3 separate regions of the Homo sapiens genome follow, and regions 2 and 3 are each linked to region 1. Evidence: chromatin contacts called from ENCODE Hi-C or POLR2A ChIA-PET data. All regions are on one chromosome and are shown on one strand. Each heading gives the region's core, a stretch centred on a gene start or an enhancer-like site at or near the end of the contact. The rest is flanking DNA. Distances are from core to core; before and after follow the strand shown. Region 1 overlaps SLC39A11 (solute carrier family 39 member 11). Region 2 overlaps VCF1 (VCP nuclear cofactor family member 1). Region 3 overlaps SLC39A11 (solute carrier family 39 member 11).

Region 1 (2,610 bases), core at 73-2,572:
GAAAACTGAAGAGAAGGAGCTGCCAATAGATCACTCTAGAATTCCAGACAGGGTAGTGTGATAGGTTCAAGAGAAGAGCTTGCCTGCATAAAATAAAATTGAGAGCACAATGTGCGATTGCAGATAAAGAATAGAACAGGATTGTGCCGAAGTGACTCAAGGGTGGGAGGGGCATTTTTCTGCTGTGAAAGGGTGGGGACAGTGGGATCAAGATGTCAAAGTATTTTCTCCACAAGTACCTTAGTGTCCTCAGGCTGGGTCTCCAATTCTCAGGCTAAAAGCCACTCTCCAGGGAGACCAGGCTGGGAATGCTGAGACCCAAGTTGCTAGGCAGGGAGGAGGTTAAGATCAGCAACTTTGAGGAAGTAAGGGTCTCCCTAGGATGCTCCACGAGTCTGGGAGACTGAGTGCTGCCTGGGGCAGGTCTAGGCATTGCAAGAGCAGCTGCATGGAGGCTTGGAGGGAGCCAGTGAAGACAGCTTGCTTGTTCAAAGATGTTAGAGTGAACTATAATTAAAATGTTTCCATGTGAGTTCTCCGAGACTCCTCCCCGCCACAACAATGAAGTCTCCTTTGTAACTTCTCTACAGGTAACCTGCAAGCATGCTTTCAATAATCTACAGGATGCACACCTGGAGTCCCAGCTACTTGGGAGGCTGAGGAGGGAGGATTATTTGAGCCCAGGAGGTCAAGGCTGCAGCAAGCTATGATTGTGCCACTGCACTGCGGCCTGAGCAACAGAACAAGATCCTGTCTACACACACACACAAACACACACACACACAATCTACTGGAGCAAAAGTAGAGGGGCTGCTTGGACAGGTAGACACACATGTAACGTATCTTACACATACAGACATGCTCATCTACTAGCTAATGTTGATGAATGACCAGGAAAATATGTCAAAATATGCCACTTTTCTTTCTAAATAAAGGGTTGCTTTGTTAACTAATGGCTGCTGTCTTAAATAATTGTTAATATATCAACATATATATGTATAAGCCAGGGGAAAGGATTTATCTGACTTACGATCTTTCCTCTTTGATCAGAGAGGCAAACATATATCTTAAAATTGGTTTTGATGCCTCCATGTGTAATTTAATGGGCTATACTACATCCAAATGTAGACTAATCAACCATGCCTCCTTTACCAAGTGTCTGGGTGTTGATTAGCAGTAGCTGGTCCGGTCATATCTTGGGGATGTGTTTTGTGGACTATCCATGGCACACTAAAGTTCGCAGCCAGCCTCCTCTGCTGTGCACAGCCTGCTCTGGGATGGCCGCTGCACCTGTAGGTCAAGGCAGGTCCACAGACTACAAACGTCTCTTGACGCGTGCTTAGTCAAAGCTTAAAACAGGAAGTGGTATGTGAAGCTGAGTGTTTAAGCATAAACAGTCTTACTCTCCCTGCTGGTTTGAATGATGCCTGCCACTGAGTGAAGTGGGAGCTGAGGGCATGTCTCCTCTCCAGAGAACATGTTCTTTGAAGTGACGATACAGCAGAAAGGAAAACCGCTTAAGCATGCAATTCCCCAAGCACATACGGTCTGAAGAATTCCTCTGTGATTGAAACAGAAAGAAACTGCTATGGGACCAGAACAGAAAGAAGCAAGCTGGGGCCAGGCACAGTGGCTCACGCCTGTAATCCCAGCACTTTGGGAGGCCGAGGCGGGTGGATCACGAGGTCAGGAGATGGAGACCATCCTGGCTAACACGGTGAAACCCATCTCTACTAAAAACACAAAAAATCAGCCAGGCGTGGTGGCGGGTGCCTGTACTCCCAGCTACTCGGGAGGCAGAGGCAGGAGAATGGTGTGAGCTCAGGAGGTGGAGGTTGCAGTGAGCTGAGATCGTGCCACTGCACTCCAGCCTGGGTGAAAGAGTGAGACTCCGTCTCAAAAAAAAAAAAAAAAAAAAAGAAAGAAGCAAGCTGTGTTTCCCTTGAACTACAGGCCTCCCTCTGCTGGCTGAGAGTCTTCCTAATTCAGGAGACAATGACCTCTGAATGAACACCTTGGTGCAAGCTGACCTGGCCAGGTAGGGAGGTGGACAGATGGGAAGGAGCTGGGGAGGGCTCCAGGAAGGTGAGGAAGTAACGGCATCTGTACACCAGATGGCAGCAGCCACACACACATGATAGGCGAGGTGCCTGCCTGTCTTCTTCCCAGGTCAGAAACCCCTGAAGTGGGAACTGAAGACAGTGCCTTCTTGGAATAGTTCCTTTTCTTGTGGGTGGCTATAATGCCACAGGCGACGTTTATATGAAGCCTCCTGCTTCAACAGACAGGGCACAAGCAAGAGGTCATAAAAAAGACAGTTGGCCTCAGAGTATTTAATGATGAATATGGGCTAAAAACAGGGATTGTGTCCACTAAAGGAGGGGTCTAACGCTTTCTGAAAAGGGTCAGATAGCCAGGTGTGGTGGCTCACGCCTGTAATCCCAGCACTTTGGGAGGCTGAGGCAGGCAGATCACTTGAGCTTAGGAGTTGGAGGCCAGCCTGGGCAAACTCAATCTCTACAAAAAATACAACAATTAGCTGGGTGTGGTGGTATGTGCCTGTAGCCCCAGCTGCTTGGGAGGGATGCTGAGGTGGGAGGATCGCTTGAG
Region 2 (2,610 bases), core at 46-2,545, 480 kb after region 1:
AGCTCACTGCAGCCTCAATCTCCTGGGCTCAAGCAATTGTTCCACCTCAGCTTCCTAAGCAGCTGGTACTACAAGCGTACGCCACCATGCCTCGTTATTTTTTTTTTTTTTTTTTTTTTAGTAGAGACAAGATCTCGCTATGTTGCTCAGGCTGGTCTCCAACTCCTGAGCTCAAGCAATCCTCCTGCCTTGGCCTCTGAAAGTGCCAGGCAGGAAAGATTACAGGCATGAGCCACCATGCCCAGCCTTATTTTACAATTTTACTATTGCATTTCTAATAAATGACAACCCTGATAACTGAATTGGCAGTACCTTTCTGTGTTTACAGTGCAATACAATATTGTATTCAGCACATGAGAAAGAATTCTAGTAATTAATATCTAGCATATAATTGTTTTTTAAAACTTAGCCGTTTAATACATCCACATTTATGTTCCCTTAGGCAAAGACATTGGTTCTGAAATGTCTGCTTACAACTAGGTAAAGTCTACACATAAGAAAAAAAAGACTGGAGGCCAGGTGCAGTGCCTCACACTTGTAATCCCAGCACTTTGGTTGGCTGAGGCAGGTGGACTGCTTGAGTGCAGGAGTTCGAGACCTGGCCAACATGGCAAAACCCCAGCCTGGCCAACATGGCAAAACCCCCATCTCCATTAAAAATACAAAAAAATTGGCCGGGTGCAGTGGCTCATGCCTCAGGAGTTTTGAGACCAGCCTAGCCAACATAGTGAAACCCCGTATCAATTAAAAATACAAAAATTAGCCGGGCATGGTGGCAGGCGGCTGTAATCCCAGCTACTAGGGAGGCCGAGGCAGGAGATCGCTTGAACCTGGGGGGTGGAGGTTGCAGTGAGCCGAGATCGCGCCATTGCACCCAGCCTGGGCAACAAGAGCAAGACTTCATCTCAAAAAAAAAAAAGGCCAGGCGCGGTGGCTCATGCCTGTAATCCCAGCACTTTGGGAGCCCGAGGCAGGTGGATCACGAGGTCAAGAGGTCGAGACCATCCTGGCCAACAAGGTGAAACCCCATCTCCACTAAAAACACAAAAATTAGCTGGGCATGGTGGTGTGTGCCTGTGGTCCCAGCTACTAGGGAGGCTGAGGCAAGAGAATCGCTTGAACCCGGGAGGTGAAGGTTGCAGTGAGCCGAGATCACGCCACTGCCCTCCAGCCTAGTGACAGAGTAAGACTCCATCTCAAAAACAAAACAAAACAAAAAAATTATCTGGGCGTGGTGGCTCGCGCCTATAGTCCCAGCTACTCAGGAAGCTGAGGTGGGGGAATCACTTGAACCTCGGAGGTCGAGGTGGCAGTGAGCCAAGATTGCACCACCGCACTCCAGCCTACGCAATCGGAATGAGACTGTCTCAAAAAAAATAAAGACTGGAAAGAAAGAACGAAATCACAGTAGTTATATTAGGATGGAAAGATTATAGCTGCTTGACTTTTTCTACACTTCAACTTTTTTGCAATGTGGTTATTATGTATTTTTATTATAAAAATGTATAAATTAAACAAAATGCTGTTTACAGATATATATTTTAAAGTGATTCTTAAAATCCTAGTTCTATCCCTTTTTTGACCAAAAATTACATCCAATAATATGCATATAGATAACTTATCTGAAACAATGAAAACAAGCAATGTTCACAAAGCTGCCATCATTAACAAGACTCAAACCAAGACTTGTGATGGTGCCGAGGCCATTGGAGCTATGGTCACATACCCCAATACCTACAGGTAGCAGGGGACAACCCCTCTTTCTAGAATAAAAAAATAAAAAAATAAAAACCTCATGAAAGGATGATAATGGGCCGGGCTGATGAAGTCAGATAGCAGGATTTGCAGCCAGCTGCAACTGTATTTACTTAGAGGCTTAAGAAGTCAAAGTCAAAAACAAAAATTGTATTCTACAAAGGCGTCTCCTAACCTAGTATAACAATGTAGAATGGCCACTTGCACCTTGCGAATCATGAATATTTAACAAACAGGTCACTACACTCAATTAGAAACCCACCGCGCAGAACGCTTTGTTTCCTCTTAGTCTGTTTTCTTTACTGTTTCTCATTACAGGTACTGTCTGAAAATCAAGGCAAGAACTACAATCAGTTTCTAGTAAGTCAAGTTTTCATCTCAAATTATATCTATTTCGTACTATAATAGCACAAGGGTGATGCTACTCTAAGAAAAGGCAAAAGTTCTTTAAACAGATTAGGGAAGATTTCTGTACATAATTTTTTTTTATTTTTTATTTTTTTTAGGGTTAGGTAGATTTGCAATTTCCAGTTCATTTAAAAAATCTTGGCTGGGCGCGGTGGTTCACGCCTGTAATGCCAGCATTTTGGGAGGCTGAGATGGGCAGATCATGAGGTCAAGAGATCGAGACCTTCCTGGCCAACATGGTGAAACCCCGTCTCTACTAAAAATACAAAAATTAGCTGGGCGTGGTGGTGTGTGCCTGTAGTCCCAGCTGCTTGGGAGGCTGAGGCAGGAGAATCACTTGAACCCAGGAGGCGGAGGTTGCAGTGAGCTGAGATCACGCCACTGCACTCCAGCCTGGCAACAAAGCAAGACTGTCTCAAAAGAAAAAAAAAAAAGTGTTTACTGGGC
Region 3 (2,610 bases), core at 44-2,543, 340 kb after region 1:
ATATCAACATTTAGCTGGGCAAGCTGCTGCATAGCTAAAAGAACATGTGTCGCAGCATTCCTTGCAGCTACCTTAGGTCATATGAATAAGTTGTGGCCAATGAAATGTAAGTGGACCTGCTGTGCAGGACTTTCAGGGAATCTACCTCCCTCCTGCCACTTTGTAGCATGGAAGGCAGATGTGATGACTTGAGCTCCAGCAACTACCTTGGGTCAGAAAGACAAAGGCTGCCCTCTTGGGCAAAGCAGTGAGCCAAAAAGGAGTCTAGATCCCTGCTGACTCCATGAACCTATTTTCCCAGCCATGGTCTCTAGATTTCTTCTACAGAAGAGGGGTCTTTCTTGTTTTTTGTTTTTTCTTTTTTTTGAGAACTGGCAATGAAGACGCTTATACAGTCTTAGTCTCCTTTTCAACCTTGGAAGCAGATCTGCAGCAATAATAGTAACAAGCAGGAGCAATGGGGGTACTATAATGACCATCTTTTATGATGACTGGCGTATTAATACAAATCACATTTTTTTGAGTCCATTCATGCTATGGATGTTTTCTTATGCATAAACATAGAGTAGACACGTACTGAATAGATCACATCTGTTAAGTCTCTTGCCACAAGCATCACAACTTTTCAGAGCTGTCTCTTCTGTGAAAATCCATTTAATGTAGCAAGTTGATTTTCTTTGTGGTTCATCCCCATGCCTGAGACTTGCAGTAATGTAAAACCAGTTTACCATCACTGCCAAAACACTCAGAGAGAGTTCCAACTTCTTGGTCTGGGGAAGGAGCAAAGGACTGATTCACATAAATAAACAACTGTTCTGAGGCCACAAGTTTAAGAAACTTTTTGATGAAGTCAATGAGTCCTTGGATGGTTCATGTTCGCTCTACTGCCCACTTCTTTGTTTTCATAATAGGAGTATCTCCCACAGCCTTTAGCAAAATGTCAATTTTTTTCTTGGTGTCGCCAGCAGGTTCCTCTGTTCCCGGAGAAACTGCAGTGGAAGACGGGGGCTCCAGAGTGGTTGTTTCTGGGGAGACCTCCGTAAGTCCTTCCCCTCCAGTAGCACTTGAGGGAGGAAGCTGCAACATGGACTGCGGCTCCTCCACCATCTTGCTTGGAGAGACTCCGGGGTCTTTCTTGTTTTAGCCACTATGTTTCAGGTCTCAATTATTCTCAGTCAAATCTAATCCTCATAGATATGGATCACCAAAAGCAGAGAAGCAGGAAACATCACCACCAGTACAACTAGCTGTAGGTGTCTGGTTGCCATGGAGACCACCCCAACACATGCAGATTCCAAAGTACAAACTCACTCAAACAAGACAGACCTGATGTAAGTAAGCCTAAGAGACCCCTGGCCTCCTCATTTCCGGTAGAGTCCCCCTCAGTCCATAAGGCAGAACGGTGATGCCAAACCCTTTAACAGCCCCAGGGCAGTTGGCCCCAGACACACAGTTCCTGTTGTAAGCTTGAACAGCTTTGCTTGACTACTTTCACAATCAAAGGACTGCCAAGTCCTCTAGACTCTCCAGCAGGACTGTCTCTCACACTTCCTATCTCCTATGCCTCTGTCCAAAGTCAAAACCTCATTATTACCTTTCACCTAAGTGCAAGAACCTCCATCCTGTTTCTCAACTGCCAGCCTCCCCCTGTGCACACGCATGGCCAGTCCATCTGCTACCAACAGAATGTATTTCTTAAAAGCACAGCTCTGATCCTGTCCCCTTCTCAAAAACGTCTCCAGAAACTTCCCCATCAACCTAGAGAACAGAGCACAACTCCTTTCTAAGGAACTATAGGTTGATCACGTACGGGCCTCAACCTACCTCTCTGGCATCACCTCCCAACCAAACGAATAACTATGTTGCCAACAGCCCTGTATTTTCCACTCTTATGCTTCCAATTTTCTGTTCCCTCTGCCTGTAACGCATTTCCTTCCCCTACCCCGTCTTCCCCACTCCCATCCTTACTTGTCAAAACTCAACCTATCCCTCCCACCCAAGCTCATCCATGAAGAAGTCCTAATTCCCCAACTAGAAGTAACCTCCCTGTCACTGAGTTTCCAGCACCTTTTGTTCATTACGTTCTTAACAACCACATGCTGACCCGCCTCATAATGACAGGCAAATGTGACTTCTCTCCCCAGCCGACCTTGAGCTCCTTGCAGGGAGGGATTATATCTTGCTTCTTTGCCTGCTCTCCCACAATGCCTTACACATAGTAAGTGCTCACTAAATGGTTGAGGGCTTGGCCTGAAGACAATTCTCTCCCTGCTCCCACATTCTGAGCAGCTGTTCTCCAAAGAAAGAAACAAATGGTTATTCTGCAAACAGAACACGTTTGGGCCAACTCTAAAATTACACAGGCCCTTGACAAAGCTTTGATTACTGGCTCTTCTCCCCTTTTATGAGCAAGCCACTGCTAAAAAGCAATAATATGCAATCCAACCGCAGCCTCTCCACAAAGCACTTGTGTTAATAATCTGTGTATGGATTTGGTCTTGACATGCAAGGGCTAAAGGACAAAACTTAACCAATATTAACTTTGATCCTTTGCACTCAGGGTATCTTTCAAAAGAATTGATACTCAGTAAGTGCTTTTTCATGTGGTTG

What was found. Hi-C counts contacts between places; a loop is a spot of excess contacts on that map. ChIA-PET counts read pairs that join two places held with the same protein, here RNA polymerase II (POLR2A). Pooled maps may share reads with other maps.
Region 2: a loop to region 1 is called in a pooled map, with 2.7 times the contacts of the local background. The contact joins two enhancer-like sites. A Hi-C loop is called at or near these places in 5 of 37 single-sample maps with no recorded cell type and 7 of 50 pooled maps. POLR2A ChIA-PET finds 5 or more read pairs at or near these places in 6 of 52 experiments (A549, CD4-positive, alpha-beta T cell, CD8-positive, alpha-beta T cell and 3 more).
Region 3: POLR2A ChIA-PET joins it to region 1 with 14 read pairs in AG04450. The contact joins two enhancer-like sites. POLR2A ChIA-PET finds 5 or more read pairs at or near these places in 2 of 52 experiments (AG04450 and Panc1).

Annotation. Positions count from the first base shown.
Region 1 is chr17:72,725,754-72,728,363 of GRCh38, forward strand. All of the region lies in intron 7 of SLC39A11 (solute carrier family 39 member 11), which reads right to left. Among named protein-coding and RNA genes, the nearest start is that of LINC00511, 87 kb to the left of the region's middle. RefSeq lists an enhancer at 1,937-2,231. Within about 2 kb of position 1,323, at least 8 of the 41 ENCODE cell types and tissues checked have a DNase peak (open chromatin) inside an H3K27ac peak, as active enhancers do; they include CD4-positive, alpha-beta T cell and CD8-positive, alpha-beta T cell, where a contact is called at or near this core.
Region 2 is chr17:73,210,661-73,213,270 of GRCh38, forward strand. VCF1 (VCP nuclear cofactor family member 1) reads right to left here. Exons shown (of 4, transcript NM_001098832.2): 3 at 2,018-2,080. Among named protein-coding and RNA genes, the nearest start is that of COG1, 19 kb to the left of the region's middle. Within about 2 kb of position 1,296, at least 3 of the 41 ENCODE cell types and tissues checked have a DNase peak (open chromatin) inside an H3K27ac peak, as active enhancers do; they include CD4-positive, alpha-beta T cell and CD8-positive, alpha-beta T cell, where a contact is called at or near this core.
Region 3 is chr17:73,067,183-73,069,792 of GRCh38, forward strand. All of the region lies in intron 3 of SLC39A11 (solute carrier family 39 member 11), which reads right to left. It also overlaps the pseudogene ATG12P1. Among named protein-coding and RNA genes, the nearest start is that of SLC39A11, 24 kb to the right of the region's middle. RefSeq lists an enhancer at 1,188-1,482. Within about 2 kb of position 1,294, at least 4 of the 41 ENCODE cell types and tissues checked have a DNase peak (open chromatin) inside an H3K27ac peak, as active enhancers do.